Linked DNA regions of Homo sapiens: region 2 is linked to region 1. A link is an interaction called in ENCODE POLR2A ChIA-PET data of the cell type or tissue named here. Cell type or tissue: B cell. All regions are shown on one strand.

Region 1 (8,000 bases):
ATGCCCCAAGAAACACACGTGCAGTCCAGAATCTGTTTCCAGGAACGCAGGCTGAAATACTTGTCACAGACAATCCTGGCATTGAATGAGACCCAACCCAGGTCATCCGCAGACTCATCGTTCCCAGGCAGACTGAACCTCAATACTGCTTACAGACGGAGCCTAGTTTCCACCCCAGTCTAAGCTCAGATCCTAGTCCCAGACTGAGCCCAGGCCTCCCATGGAAAGCAGAGGGCCATTTGAGACAAAATGAAGAGAGGCTGCGTGGGAGGTAGAAGACTGGGGTGTGGCTTACACTGAGAACTGAGCCAGACTCACCCGGTCAGCCAGGAAGTCAGAGTCACGGAATCTCAATTCAGAGAGGTATTTCTAAAAAACACCTAAATGGGTTCCTCTTTATGGAAGAACCAAAATCTACCACGACTGACAAGAAAAATCCTAATAGCTGTGGGCACCAAGCCATGGGATCTACTTCCAGGTCCCTCTGCTTCCTCGGGACAACCCGTAGAGTTCTATTATCACCCATTTCATTTTATTTCAGTGCTTTATTATTGTGTTATATTGTATTTATTTTGAGACAGGGTCTTGCTCTGTCACCCAGGCTGGAGTGCAGTGGTGCAATCACAGCTCACTGCAACTTCTAACTCCCAGGCTCAAGCGACCCTCCTGCCTCAGCCTCCCAAGTATCTGGGACCACAGGCATGTGCCACCACACATCATCAGTTTTATTATTTTTTGTAGAGACACAGTCTCCCTCTGTGGCCCAGGCTGTTCTCAAACTCCTGGGCTCAAGCGATCCTCCCACCTTGGCCTCCCAGAGTGCTAGGATTACAGGCATAAGCCACCACACTCATCCTATATTATGGTGCCTTTTATAGACAAAGTGGCCAAGGCTCAGAGACATGCATGACTTGGCCTCTGGCCCACACTGTATTTCTATAGGATCTAGGCTCAATCAGGGGCTCATCTCCCAAAGGGAGACTCATAAGGAGCATCCAGGCCCCTCTGTCACCTGAACTAGCTAGTCACCAAGTTCCTAAGTCTTGCCCAGGGCAGCAGGGGTGTCAGGGAAGGGTAGTGAGTGGCACATGAATCTGTGCAACTGATCCAGCCCCAAATTCTGGCAGGCCATCATTCCCTTCTGGGTGTCCCAGTTCCTATCATTGGATGCTCAGAGTCATCTCCATAAGGTAGGCACTATTATGCAGACATGGCACAGGTAAGGAAACCGAGTCCCCCAAAAGGGGATCCCACTTGTCTGGGCTCACAGAGCTGAAACTCACCTCTGGAATTTCTGATCCTTGGTCTTCCAGCCTCTGCCGTTCTATATGGAAGAACAAAGGCCACTTCCCCGTGTGCTCCACACCACGGATTCTTCATGCATCTGTCCATCCACCCACACAGCATCTCTGTGACAAGCATCTTCTATGCACCAGGTCTGGGCTGGGTGCTGGGGACTGAGTGGGGAACCAGAGGCAGAGCCTGACCTTGCGGAGTGTTCAGGCTGGCAGGGGAGCCACACAGTCAATAAACGTGCTCACAAGAAATGAATGCATCTCCATGTGCTAAGCACTGGGGAGAAGCAGCCTGGGAGATCATGAGTGGTGTGACAAGGACTGTCTCTCTTGGGAGTGTTCTCTGGATTCCAGGGAACTCGTGGGCAGAAAATCTGCAGAGATGGACCATGTAGGCTTGGCCTCGGGGGACAGAGGCTAAGAGAAAGTGTGAATTATGCCCCAAAGGAGTCAGCTCACTTGCAGAGGCTGCAGCCACCCTACTTGGCTCCTCCAAGGAGATGGGGTCCTGGGGGCTTGGCTGCAGCAGGATATAAGTGAGGAGTTTATTGAAAATCTACCCCAGATTCACTTTGTGAGACGTCCCAGCTGGGGCCTGAAGCCTCCAAGAACTATATTAGAGCTTTAGGAGAAATAACGAGAAAGATTATTTCAGGAAGAGGGAACGGCATGAGCATACGGCTGGAGGTGGAAAACAGTAGGCAGACCCAGAAAGGTGGAGCAAAGAGAGAAAAAGGAGGAGAAACTGGGTCCCGGCCCTCAGAGACTTCACGGCACCCTGGGGAGACCCGGTTCCCACCGTGCACCAATAACAATAATTGCTGCCCTGTTGCAAGCTGACCCAGTGCCCAGAAAGGGTCACACATGATCTCATTGCATCCTCTCTAGATCCAGGAAGATGTTTACTGCCAGGTCCCACTTTGCAGATGGAAAACCAAGGTCAGAGGGGTTAAATCTGTCACCCAAGAGTGCAGCATTAGTAAGTAAAGGGTCAGCCTACAATTCCATGGTGCAGGGCTCCACAGCCCCTGCCCTTAACACTCCCCTATGTGCCCACAAAACAATCGGAGGAAATCTGGAGGTGATGGGCAAGGCCCATGCCAGCTCCACCTGTGGTCTTATCTGTCTCTCCCACTGAGCTGAGAGCTCATTTACCTCCGTCACCGCAGAGCCCCGCGTGACGCTAGGCACAGATCTGGTGCTTAGGAAGTATTGTGAATAACTCATCATCATAAGAACAAACATTTATAATGTGCTCACCATGGGCGGTGTAAACACAACCCTATGAAATCTATACAGTCATTATTCCCATTTCACAGATGGGGTAACGAAGTCGCAGCAAGTAGTGAAGCCGTGATTCACCAGACAGCAAGTAAATAAATTAACAAGCTAATTAACGAGTGAGTGTAATGATGAATGAATGAATGAGAGTAGAGATGAGTAAATAAGTGAGGGGTTGAGGCCGGGCAAAGTGGCTCACGCCTGTAATCCCAGCACTTTGGGAGGCCAAGACGGGTGGATCACCTGAGGTCAGGAGTTCAAGACCAGCCTGACCAACATGGTGAAACCCTGTCTCTACCACATACCAAAAAATTAGCCAGGCGTGGTGCCTGTAATCTCAGCTACTTGGGAGGCTGAGGCAGGAGAATTGCTTGAACCTAGGAGGCGGAGGTTGCAGTGAGCCGAGATTGCACCACTGCACTCCAGCCTGGGCAACAAGAATGAAACTCCATCTCAAAAAATAATAAGTGAGAGGTTGAAGTGGGGATGGAGAGGGTGAAGATGAGGTATAGGTCTTGGCAGCATGGAGAAGAGGTGGAGGCCCTTCTTCTTTCCATCCCCACCTTGTTCCCCTCCAGCCCCCAAGGAAAGGCCCCTTTTCATTTCCTCTCAGGGCGCCTGATACTCTTTGCCAGACTGTTGCCTAGCAACAGTGCCCTCTACGGCCAGCTCCACCCACTTCAGACGCCAAGGCTAGGGGTACACAGCCAGCTCTGAGGGCCTGGCCTTTGGCAGGCAGGGAGTGGGGGGCCCTGGGCTCCCAAGTTGTGAGAAGGAGGTCAGAGAGCAGAGAGGAGCCTGGGTGGGCTCTGAGACTGGAGGCAGTGACCTGCGAGGAAAGGGAGTGTGTCCTGGGCACCAAGCCATGGCATCTAGTTCAGGGCCCCTCTGCTTCCTCAGAACACCCCGTGGGGTCGCATGATCACCCACGTGACAGATTCTGAAGACAACTCTGCCTTGTGTAGGGGAGGGAGGCCATGTCAGGCTGCGCGTAGCAAGAACCACGGGGCCTTGAGTCTGAAGTCTGAGTTTGAGTAGAGCTGGGATGAGTCACTTCCCTTCCCGAATCCACTTCCCACACCTGAAGAATGGAGACATGGTACCCACTTCCCGGGGAAGTGTGTGAGGATAGAGCAGGAACACGGGAAGGCTTGGTACTGGGAGGGTACGGATTATTTTTATAAGCAAGGAGTGTGACATCTATTTTTAGAGGAGAAAGAATTTCGTTACAAAGAACTCTCCTAGTCCCCTCCCAGAGTGGATGGGCTGAGGTGCGGGGGAGCAGTAGGCCCGGAGGACTCCCTGAAGAGGTGGCCTGGGGATTCCTGGCAGAGGGAACGGCCTGTGCAAAGGCCTGGAGACACGCGACTGAAGCGCGCCTAACAATGGCTACCATGGATTCGTGGGCAGGCGCCTGTACACTCAATCCTCACGGCAGCTCCAGGACACTGGAGTTAGTGCTCCTGTCTCACAGGAAAGGAAACGTTGGCTCAGAAAGGTAAAGAAACTTGCTTGAGGTCACGCAGCTGGTGAGTAGCAGAGCTACGTCCGGTTCGCTTTCCCCTGGTTATGCACTCGGGGAAGAAAGTGGCTCAGACGCGGGGAGTGGAGAGAGCCAGTGGTGAGAAACGCAGCTGCGGTGCGCAGTATCATTCCTACATGTAATCCTTCTCGGGAGGGCCTGGACCCATGGCGAAGGAGCCCGGGCTGCGGGCAGAGGGTAATAGGGAACCATCGATGGCTTCTGAGCTGAGACAGAAGTGACCGAGGCCGTCCCTCGGTGCTGTCCTGGGCCATCCGGCTCCGCCTCCTACACTCTCCACTCTCTGCATCCACCACCCTCCACCCCCGCTGCTTCTCAACCGCACTGAGAAACCATGTGTGACGGTGGAAAATGTAAAAATATATATGCAACCGAAAAACAACATCGGGCTGACAGCACACAGCTATAAATACTCTGACGGGTGCAGAAACGCTCCTCCGATCCTGCTTCCTGCCGCCTGAGGAGCGGGGGCATGGTGTTTGACAGGTGGGGTGGGGGGACTCAGGAAGGGAAAAGGAAAAGGGACAACTATTCGTGGACCTACTCTGTGCCAAGCACTTCGCAAGCGTTACGTCACCAAGTCTTCGCAGAACCCTCGAGTGACTCACCACCGTTATTCCTGTTTTACAGATAAGGAAACCGAAGCACAGAGAGGCAGGTCATCTGGCTGAGGTCACACAGCCACACGGCGAGAGAGCAGTGAAGCTGGAGTTCCAGCAAGCTCCACCTGGCGAGAATTCAAGCCCTGCCATGGGCCACCTCTCTGGAGGAAGAGAAAGCCAGCTTCAGACTCTGCCTCTCTCAATCCTTATACAAGGCCAGAGAGCGCTTGAGGCTTCCAGGCACTCCTATGCTTACACACCTTCCATGGCTCCCAGCTGCCCTCCAGATAAAGAACAATCTCCTCAGTGTGGCCCTTGAGGTCCTGTGATCTGGCCTCTGTCCACCACCAGGGCCCCCCTCCTGGCCAGATCTCTGAGCCTCGGCCAAGCTGACCTGCTTCTCTCAGGGCCTCAACAGGGCCGATCTCCATCCCTGCTGTTCCCTTGGTCCAGCATGCTGTTCCCCTCTAGTTGCTTCTCCTTACCCTGGGGGCCTCCACTCAAATGCCACCTCCTCCACTGGCCGGACGCTGCCATTAACCTGCTCGAGTGCTCTCCCTGCAAAACTCAGCACAGGCTGGGCACAGTGGCTCATGCCTGTAATCCCAGCACTTTGGGAGGCCGAGGTAGGATGACTGTTCGAGCCCAGGAGTTCAAAACCAGCCTGGGCAACAAAGTGAGATCCTGTCTCTATTTTTTAAAAAATTAGCCGGGCGCAGTGGAGCACAACTGTAGTCCCAGCTACTCAGGAGCTTAAGGCTAGGGGGTAGCTTGAGCCCAGGAGTTCGAGGCTGCAGTGAGCTGTGATCACATCACTGCACTCCCACCTGGGTAACAGAGCAAGACCCTGTCTCAAAAAAAAAAAAAAAAAAAAAAGACCCATAGCACAATTGTAATCATGTGGGTCATTGTGGGGTGGTGAGTCACAGCTGGTGAGTGGCAGAATCAAGACCAGGTCCAGGTGGTACAGCCACAGAGCTGGTGCCCCCAAGTACTCGGCTGCTCACACGGGCCCCAAGAGACCTCCTCACTGGCAAGAGGAAGCCACCTCCTCTCAGAAGAATGAGCAGGGCTAGAGTACAGTGGCACAATCACTTCTCACTGCAGTCTCGAACTCTCTGGCTCAAGCAATCCTCCCACCTCAGCCTCCTGAGTAGCTGGGACTACAGTCGTGTGCCACCACACCTAGCTAATTTTTTCTATTTCTTGTAGAGGTGGAGTCTTCCTATATAGCTCAGGCTGGTCTCAAAATCCTGGACTCAAGCAATCCTCCTGCCTCAGCCTTCCAAAGTGCTGGGATTACAGACATGAACCACCGTCCCCTGTAACTACTGTTTAAGAAAGTAAAAAGATGCAGAAGAAGTTAATCTAATATTTTGTTTAACCCACTATACTCCAAATATCATTCCTACATGTAATCAAGATAAAAAAAATTATTAATGGCTGGGTGCCATGGCTCACGCCTGTAATCCCAGCATTTTGAGAGGCCGAGGCAGGCGGATCACCTAGGGTCAGGAGTTCAAGACCAGCCTGACCAACGTGGTGAAACCCTGTCTCTACTAAAAATGCAAAAATTAGCCAGGATTGGTGGCGTGTGCCTGTAGTCCCAGCTACTCAAAAGGCTAAGACAGGAGAATTGCTTGATCTTAGGAGGCAGAGTCTACAGTGAGCCAAGATTGCGCTGCTGCACTCTAGCCTGGGCAACAGAGCAAGACTCTGTCTAAAAAAAAAAATAATAATAAATAAATAATCATTGAGATATCTTACTTTCTTCCATACTAAGTCTTCAAAATCCAGTGTGTATTTCACACTTGTAACACATCTCAGTTTGGAACAGCTGCATTTCAACTGCTCAACAGCCACATGTGGCCAGAGGCTACTGCACTGGGCAGCACAGTGCTAGACTATAAACTCCATGAGGGCAGGGACCAAGCCATACCCACAATTATTAAATCTAGCATCTGACACAGAGTGGACACTCAAGAAATGTTTGTTGACTGACTAGCTGAATGAAAGAATGAATGAACAAATGAATGAAGGAATGAACAAATGATCTAAGGCCTTCTCAGATCTGAAGCCACACTCCCAGCACAGGCCATGGGAAGGGCATGGAGATGAATTCCAGCCCCACCTCTGCACCCACTTCTCTGAGTGACTGTAAGTACCTCCACTTTTGGGGCCTCAGTTTCTCCAGCTGGTCAATGGCTGGGGGGCTGGACTCTTGTGATTTTTCTGGGCTCTCACTAGAGGACTTTACCCAGAAGATGGGAGTTGGGCCCTCGGTGAAGTTCCCTCCTCCATGCCACCCCATCACCCTACTCTCCCTCCACCTGTAAGATAGGAGATCTCAGGAAAGGCCTCCAGGTGGCCTTCTGTACAGAGTGGAGCCACACCCAAGAGGGGAAAGCTGAGGCAAGGCTTGGTACCTTGGCACAGGCAGCAAGGCCAGGGTGGGGGTGCTGAGGCTTGGCCTCCTCCCTCCAGCATCATCACCCCCACACCTCACATTTGTTCAGAGTTGAGAAGAGAGCAGGGCGGGGCTTATCCTTTCAGTTCTGCAGAGAAGGATAAAAGAGACCGAGAGACATGCCAAGACCAGTCTGAGGTCACATGGGGGGCATGACAGAACTGGCTACTGCCCTAGACCTCTGTTTTTCTCATATGAAAAATGGATACAAAATGTGTCGTCATCCTATCAAACATCAATGCCTCAAATCCAAGCTCCACTACTTAACAGCCCTGTGATCTTGGGCAAGGTTTACCTGGCTGTGCCTCAACATCCTTATTTGTAAATGGGTATCATAATAGTGGCAACCTTGCGGGGTTGTTGAACCATTAATGTGTGAACGTATGTAAAGCGCTCATAAGAATATCTAGGACACTGTGAACGCCATATGAGTGATAGATATTATTATCAGCCTTTATCACAGAGCTGTACTGCAGTTTAAATAAAGGAAGAGGTGTGACCAGGGTTTGCAAACTCTGAAGTCCCCTCTGGAGAGGTAAGCACCTTTTGGCTGCAAAGAATGTTGCAAACTATAAAATGCCGTGTGACTTGCAAAGCACTTTGTAAATGTTGCCGCAGTGAGGAGGCTATTGTAGGTTAGCCTTTCATAATCCAAAAAGCACTTCAAAATCATAAATCACTTTGGGGACCGAAGAGCTCTTTGTAGGGGCTTTCTAGACTGTTGAGTGCTGTGCAAGTCAGAGACAAGTGGCCTTTCAAAGACATGAGCAAGAAGCCGGGGGGGAGTGGGGAGAGAAAGAAACCAGCCCCAG
Region 2 (8,000 bases), 150 kb after region 1:
GATGCATTAGGTTTAAGATGCTTATTAAACATCCAAGTGGATGTGTTGATTATTTATTTGAATGTGAATTTGGAACTCAGGTCCATATGAATTTGGGAGATCCTCAGTATATAGATGGTATTTAAAGTCTCAAACCTAGATAACATTGCCAAGGGAATGTTGAAGGTAAGATAGAGAAGAGATGAAGTCTGAGGGCTGAGTCTTGAGGCACTTCAGCGTTTAGAGGTTGTGGAGATAAAGAAGAAAAGGATACAAGGGAGTAATTTATAAAGTAGGAGGAGAACTAAGAGAGTGGTGTCTTAGATGGAAGCCAAGGGGAGTAAAGTGTAGGGAACAGTCAACTGTGTCAACTGTTGCTGAGAAGTCAACTAAGAGGAGGACTGAGAATTATTCACAGCATTAAATACCATGGAAATCCTAGGGGACCTTGACAAGAGCTGTTTTGATGGAGCATTGGGATGAGAGGCTGATTGGGATGGTTTTAAGAGAGAATGGAAGGAGAGGAAATAAAAACCCAAAGTGTAAACTCAGTTATGCTCTAGAATGAGAGCAGAGAATTGGGCTAGTAGCTGTAGCAAAGCAAGAGGTCAAGGATGGTTTTTAATGTTTTTTCCCTTTTTATTTTTATTGATGGGTGCTATTACAACATGTGGGAATGCTGATAGAAATGACTCAGTAGAATGGGTAAAATGGATGATACAGGAGAGGAAAGAGAGAAGAGGGGATGATTACTGAGTGACATCCCAAGTAGGCAAAAGGAGGTGGGATCCAGTAGAGTTTGAGTTCAGGAATTTGCATTAGATAGGAATGGGGACAGTTCATTTATAATAACAGGAAGGAAGAATATATGGTTAATGATGCAGCAAGGTTGGCAATTTGCATGAAGTAGGAAGCAGGGTGACCTGTTGAATATGAAGAGGTAAGAGTATAGATGTTTGAAGAGACAAGAGAAGTGTGAGAAAATCATTAGGAGAGTGAGGAAGTGAATGAACATTTAACTTTTTCATTGAGGCTCCTACTTGCATTTTAGGTGGGACAGATCTTGGACACGGCAGGATATTTTGCATTCCAGGGTCCCAAATGCCAGGATTACCTACCTAGTCATTCTTACAACTAAAAAAACTTGACTTCACATTTTCACATCCCTTTAGAACTATTGATTATTGGGCCTTTTGAGGCTAATGGTCATGAAAAAGACTAATTAGCATGATTATGTGATACTTTTTTTTCTTAGTTATATTTAATGGTACATGGTTAATGATGTGGTGTGGCCAAGAGGCTTGGATTTAACAGGGTTAGAGTTTTGCTAGGAGAAGGAAAGAGAAGCAGTTGCTGGTATGAATGATAAATGATGGATCACGTAATTTCGGTTGGATAAGGACAGAAATGAGGGCATGAAAAGGATGAGGGACTGTGAAAAGTGGTAGCATTAGCGATTGTAGGTCCCGGTGGGGCGTGTTTGTCTAAAATAGGAAAGAAGATGAGAACATTGGAGGAAAGGAATACAAGGACTGGAGAAGCCTGAATTTTAGAAGGGTCATCTCTGCGGTTATTAAAATTCTAATATTTATGCCAGAAGTAAAGTTGAGTGTGTCACTGAGCTAAGTACAGCACTAAAGTCCTGAAGGAATGGGATAGGGTTTGGGGGATTAATCCAAGATGGAGAAGTCAAATAAGTAATGGAATTTGTGCTTATGGAGGACGAGTCAGAAATTCCCTGTTAGTCACTGTGGTGATGACTGCCATGGAAATAATGGGAAGAGATGGTGACCTTTTGGATGGAACCTCCTTAGATTCTGTGGTTATGGCACTCTAAGGAAGGATAAATTTAGGGTTGAATTCAAATTCTATTGAGCCTCTGCTGAGTGCAGGGCGATGTACTAGGTGCTGTGGAGATAATAGTAAATCATATCATTAAAACTGAGTAATAGAAATATAAAGGAAGCTGAAAAAGTGCTGGATGGCTCAAAGGAGGAAGAAATTATATAAACTGAAGTATTAGGTAAGGCTTCATGGAGGGGTAGATTTGAGATGGGCATTTGATGAATAGAACAATGACAAATCATGATGGCGTAGTGGCTGCAGTCCAGGTAAGGGAATCGTTTAACTCAAGCTTAGCGGTAGCACATTGCAAGGTGTTCTGGCATAGAGTCATTATTCCCGTGTTGACTGGAGCTGTGGTGGTGAGAGAAATGACAAGAATGACGATAGGACCTTGGATGCCACTGAATATTTGAGTTTAGTGCCAGTTGCTTAGGTAATTAGTGGTTATTGAAGGTTTTGAAGAGGAGTCTGATGTTCTCAAGGTAAAATTTTCCTCAATGATGGGCTGAAATGGGAATAGTATAGGAGAGGATAAATCCCCGTAAATGGTAAAACATAGTAAAACAACTTTACACAGTGGTATACAAGACTTCCAAATATGTAAGTATCCTTGAATTATTAGATATCTGTAGTAGTAAAACAAGGATTAAAACAAGATTCCTGTTCCTATGCACTATCCCCCTTTCCCTTTTTAAAAATTGAGATGGGGGTCTCTGTATGTTGGCTAGGCTAGGCATGAACTTCTGAGCTCAAATGACCCTCCCCTGAGCTCAAATGATCCTCCTACTTCAGCCTCCCGACGGACTATAGGCCTGTGTCACTGCACCCAGCCCTTTGTTTGAGTTTAATTTAGACATCTTGCCTCCTTTGTAATTTTTCTTTTGTTGACTTTCCAAATAGCACAGTCTCATTTTCCTGCCATCTCTCAGGTTATTCCTTCTTTGAGTATAGTTGTTCTTCTCCTTTTGCTTTTTTTGTATTCATTGGTACACCCACTCCCTTGGCCATTTTGTGGCTTCACATACCAAACTACTGAAAACTCCCAAATTTATATCCTAATCCAGACCTCTCTGCTGAACACTAGGTCCATATCCAGCTGCCTTCTTAGATGTCTAATAAATAACTCAAATTCAATGTCAGCATGTCCAAAGCTGAATTTCTGATCTTATTCCCAAAACCTCCTCTCCCTGGCACCTTCCTTAACTGAGTTGCTCAGGCCAATAACCTTAAAGTCAATCCTGATGCCTCCAGTTCCTTCACACCCCACATCCAATCTATTCGAAATGCTGTGGCTTTTACCTTCAAAATATATCCAGAATATGATCACTAAACCTCCTTAAGTGGCCTCCTTCCTTCCACTCTTATACAGTGTTTTCAACAAGTAACCATAGTGATCTTTTAAAGATATGACTTAGATGTTGTCATTCTGTGCTGAAAACCTTCTAAGGGCTCCCCATCTCAGAGTAAAAGCTACAGTCTTCAAAGTGACCAGAAGGGCCCTAAATTAGGACTTGACAAACTGACCCATGACCAAATTTGGCCCATTGCCTGTTTTTATATGACCAGTGAGCTAAGAATGGTTTTTATACTTTTAAGTGGTTAAAAAATATCAAAAATTGATATTTTTTGATGTGAAAATTACATGTAATTCAAATTTCAGTGTCCGTAATTAAGTTTTATTGGAACAGAGCCACACCCATTTGTTTGCATATCATGTATGGCTACATTTGCACCACAAAGGCAGAGTTGAGTAGTAGAGACCTTATGGCATGAAAAGCCTGATGTATTTACTATCTGGCACTTTAAAGAAAAAGTTTGCCAGCCTCTGCCATATATGGTCTGATCCCCTCACCCCCACCTTTCTGTCCTCTCGGCCCTCCTCTCTCCCCCACCTCACTGCAGCCACTTTGGACTCATTATTATTCTTCCACTGAACGCAGGCACGCCCTTCCTTAGGACCACTGCTTTAACTCCCCTGCCAGAAGTGCTCAATTCATAGACATCTGCATGGCTGTTAACCCCATCAAGTCTTTGCTTAGGTGCCACCTTTGCAGTGAACCCTTGACTATCTGTTAAAATGGCACTCCCTCTCCATGTATTATCTGTGTGTGCTTACTCTGTTGCCTCCTCAACTTGCTTCCTCTCTTTTCCAAGCATTTCACACCTTCTAACGTACTGCTAAATTTTCTTATTTTTATATTTATTGTCTTTTGATTATTTCCCTCTTCTGGACTTAAACCACAAGGGCAAGGATTTTTGTCTGTTTTGTTCACTGTTGGTAGCCAAAGTGCCTAGGACAGTGCCTGGGATATTACAGGTGTTCGGTAAATACTTGTTGAAATGCATTGAATTTTTGGTTCTTTCAACAAGTGAGTCATCTGTCTGGCTGAATGTTGTTTTGTCACATAAGGCACCAGTGATTGGGAAGGGCTAATAACTGCCTCTTTTAGCAAAGGGATGTGTTTTTCTGTTATCCACTCTTTTGATTGGTTATTCAATAAGAGCTTTTCCATTTTGCTCACTGACAGTAAATATTCAGGAATCTCATTCTGGTTCGACTTAGCTGGCTCATTCAGTATATTTTAGGTTCAGATTATAGCCGTCGCATCTTCTTTGTACATACCGTTAATTGAGAAAAGACCTTTCGGCCTCTGCCCATTATTGCAAGCCTTCAAGTGATATGGTAGAATAGAGCTTTTCCATCGTTATAGGTGTTTTTGGGTAAGGAGGAATAGCCGGAATTTGGAACTAGGTGAGGATTTTATATTAGCTATTGATAAGTAATTGATAGGTTTAACCTTCTTGCACGTGCCTTTTTTTTTTACATGAAAAAGAAGCTTCCAGAAGAAAATATTGAAATTCAGTGTTCTTTTCACATTACTATTGCATAGAAATAATGCCACCATGTAGAGAAAGTTGAATTTATTTGAAGGGATTTGGGGAGAGTATTGGATTTATATGTATTTGCTCTTACTTTCCTTAGTGTGTTCTTTTTTTTTTTTTTTCTTTCTGAGATGGAGTCTCACTCCGTTGCCCAGGGTGGAGTGCAGTGGCACGATCTTGGCTCACTGCAACTTCTGCCTCCTGGGTTCAAGTGATTCTTCTGCCTCAGTCTCCCGAGTGGCTGAGATTACAGGCATGTGCCACCACGTTTGGCTGATTTTTGTATTTTTAGTAGAGACAAGATTTCACCATGTTGGCCAGGCTGGCCTTGAACTCCTGACCTCAAGTGATCCACCCATCTCTGCCTCCCAAAGTGCTGGGATTACAGGTGTGAGCCACCGCACCTGGCCCCTTAGTGTGTTCTGAGTTGATTCATCTTTGTATTCTCCATGCTACCAAGCATATACATACAAATTAATAGGCAATTAATAAATATATATTTACTTGTAAATCTCACATAATTTATCTTTTTTTCTTTTTTTAAATTTTTATTTATTTTTATTATACTTTAAGTTCTCTGGTACATGTGCACAACGTGCAGGTTTGATACATAGGTATACATGTGTCATGTTGGTTTGCTGCACCCATCAACTCATCATTTACATTAGGTATTTCTCCTAATGCTATCCCTCCCCCAGCCCCCCACCCCACGACAGGCCCTGGGTGTGTGATGTTCCCTGCCCTATGTCCAAGAGTTCTCATTGTTCAATTCCCACCTATGAGTGAGGACATGCAGTGTTTGGTTTTCTGTCCTTGTGATAGTTTACTGAGAATGATGGTTTCCAGCTTCATCCATATTCCTACAAAGGACATGAACTTATCCTTTTTTATGGCTGCATAGTATTCCATGGTGTATACGTGCCACATTTTCTTTTTTTTTATTATTATTATACTTCAAGTTTTAGGGTACATGTGCACAACGTGCAGGTTAGTTACATATGTATACATGTGCCATGTTGGTGTGCTGCACCCATTAACTTGTCATTTAACATTAGGTATATCTCCTAATGTTATCCCTCCCCACCCTCCCCCCACCCCACAACAGGCCCTGGTATGTGATGTTCCCCTTCCTGTGTCCATGTGTTCTCATTGTTCAATTCCCACCTATGAGTGAGAACATGCGGTGTTTGGTTTTCTGTCCTTGCGATAGTTTGCTGAGAATGATGGTTTCCAGCTTCATCCATGTCCCTGCAAAGGACATGAGCTCATCATTTTTTATGGCTGCATAGTATTCCATGGTGTATATGTGCCACATTTTCTTAATCCAGTCTATCATTGTTGGACATTCAGGTTGGTTCCAAGTCTTTGCTATTGAATCTCACATAGTTTATCTTAATGTGATCTTCTGGGAGAGGCAGTGAGGTGTCTTTTTCTAATTTTTTCTTGCCCATATTTAATATTGTAGATGTGCGGTGGTTCTTTCATAATGAAATAAAGCCTGTTTATTTTTACATAGCTTGTTTTAGGTGGCTTATATTAGTATTAACAAAATTGAAGGTTTCCTAGTCAGTTACTGTTTTGAGAGTAAATTTACTGGATTCCATAACAAACTGTTTGCAAAACATTACTTGGGATTTTTAAAGAAAGTATTTTTATATTCTCTCTATTGCATTTCAGGAAAAAAAATCCCTAAATATTTAAGTTTCATAGTTTGAATATAGATAGCATAGTTGTTTGTTGGTTTTGAGATTTTTATTTTTATTTTTGAGATGGAGTCTCACTCTGTCACTCAGGCTGGAGTGCAGTTGCATGATCTCAGCTCACTGCAAGCTTCGCCTCCTGGGTTCACGCCATTCTCCTGCCTCAGCCTCCCGAGTAGCTGGGACTACAGGCGCCCACCACCATGCCTGGCCAATTTTTTGTATTTTTTAGTGGAGACAAGGTTTCACCGTGTTAGCCAGGATGGTCTCGATCTTCTGACCTTGTGATCCGCCTGCCTCGGGCTCCCAGACTGCTGGGATTAACAGACGTGAGCCACCGCACCTGGCCTAGTCTTGAGATTTACCCAAAAACTTTGAAAATAAGTTTTTGGGAATTTATTCATAATTGCCAAAATTTGGAATCAATCAAGATGTCCTTCAGTAGTTGAATGGATAAATTGTGGTATATCCATACAACAGAATATTATTCAGCAATAAAAAGAAATGAGCTATCAATCCATGAAAAGATGGAGAAACCTTAAATGCATATTGCTAAGTGAAAGAAGCTAGTCTCAAAAGGCTACATATGATATATTATTCCAACTATATGACATTCTTGAAAAGGCAAAATTATAGACTGAAAAAACTTAGTGGTTACTAAGGGCTTGGGGGTGGGGAAGGTGGGAAGGTCAAATAGGTGGAGCATAGGGGATTTTCAGGGGTGTTAAACTAAAACTATTTTGTATGATACTGTAATGGTGAATGCATGTCATTTGTAAAAATCCATAGAATGTACAATGCAAAGAGTGAACCCTAATGTAAACTATGAACTTTAGTTAATAATAATGTATCAACATTGGTTTATCAGTGGTAACAAATGTACCACACTAAGGTAATATGTCAAGAATAGGAGAAACTATGTGTGGTGGGTGGTGGGTGGTGTGTGGTGGGTGGTGGGGAGAAGAGGTATATGGGAGTTCTTTCCACTTTCCACTCAACTTTTCTATAAACCTAAAGCTGCTCTAGAAAATAATGTCCATTAATTGAAAAAAGTGCTCAATTAAAAAGTGACACACATTCCTTTATATATAATGCCACCTTCTGCGTAAGCTGTTCTAAGGAGTGCATAGTTAATATTTTTCTAGGCTTAGTTTTTCAGAGAAATTTACATACATCTGATGTATAAACAAAATGTTTCTATTTGACATTAGGAAATTTGAGGTGTGTTTTTTTCCCGAAACCATTTATTGGGTGTATACTATTTGTAAGATATTATTAGGTATTTTTATATAACCTGTCCATTTAGTTTGGAGTAGATACTAGTCAGCCCATTTCATGGGTGAGAAAACTCTGGCTCAGATAAGGGAAGTGACAAAGCTGGTACTTGACTCCAAAGCCTGTGTGTTCTATGGTCACATAGACTTTTTTTTTTTTTTTTTAAATAGCTGAAGTTTGTCCTCTATAGGAAATGTAAGTCCTTTAGAGCCAAAACAGTATTAAAGAGGATTGTCTAGATATGAATCTTGGCTCTACTGTTTACTTTATGGTCTTACTTAGGTTGTGTTATCTGTTTATGCTTTAGTTTCCTTATGT

Evidence for each region. Peaks named below come from ENCODE experiments on the same cell type or tissue, not always from the same donor. Only the 100,000 strongest peaks of a DNase experiment are listed, where the experiment ranks them.
Region 2: POLR2A ChIA-PET joins it to region 1 with 11 read pairs; 7 of 35 experiments call an interaction of 5 or more read pairs at or near these places.

Annotation. Positions count from the first base shown.
Region 1 is chr9:123,335,881-123,343,880 of GRCh38, reverse strand. It overlaps LOC124902266 (a long non-coding RNA gene), which reads left to right and starts at 3,831. Exons shown (of 2, transcript XR_007061760.1): 1 at 3,831-4,074; 2 at 4,750-6,480. RefSeq lists enhancers at 130-189, 3,787-4,796, 5,657-5,816. In B cell, no CTCF peak of the experiment used is centred here; DNase peaks (open chromatin) are centred at 310, 3,360, 4,450, 5,710 and 1 weaker place; H3K4me3 peaks cover 2,685 bases; H3K27ac peaks cover 7,545 bases.
Region 2 is chr9:123,187,115-123,195,114 of GRCh38, reverse strand. All of the region lies in intron 2 of STRBP (spermatid perinuclear RNA binding protein), which reads left to right. Among named protein-coding and RNA genes, the nearest start is that of MIR600HG, 76 kb to the right of the region's middle. In B cell, no CTCF peak of the experiment used is centred here; DNase peaks (open chromatin) are centred at 866 and 7,774; H3K27ac peaks cover 3,308 bases.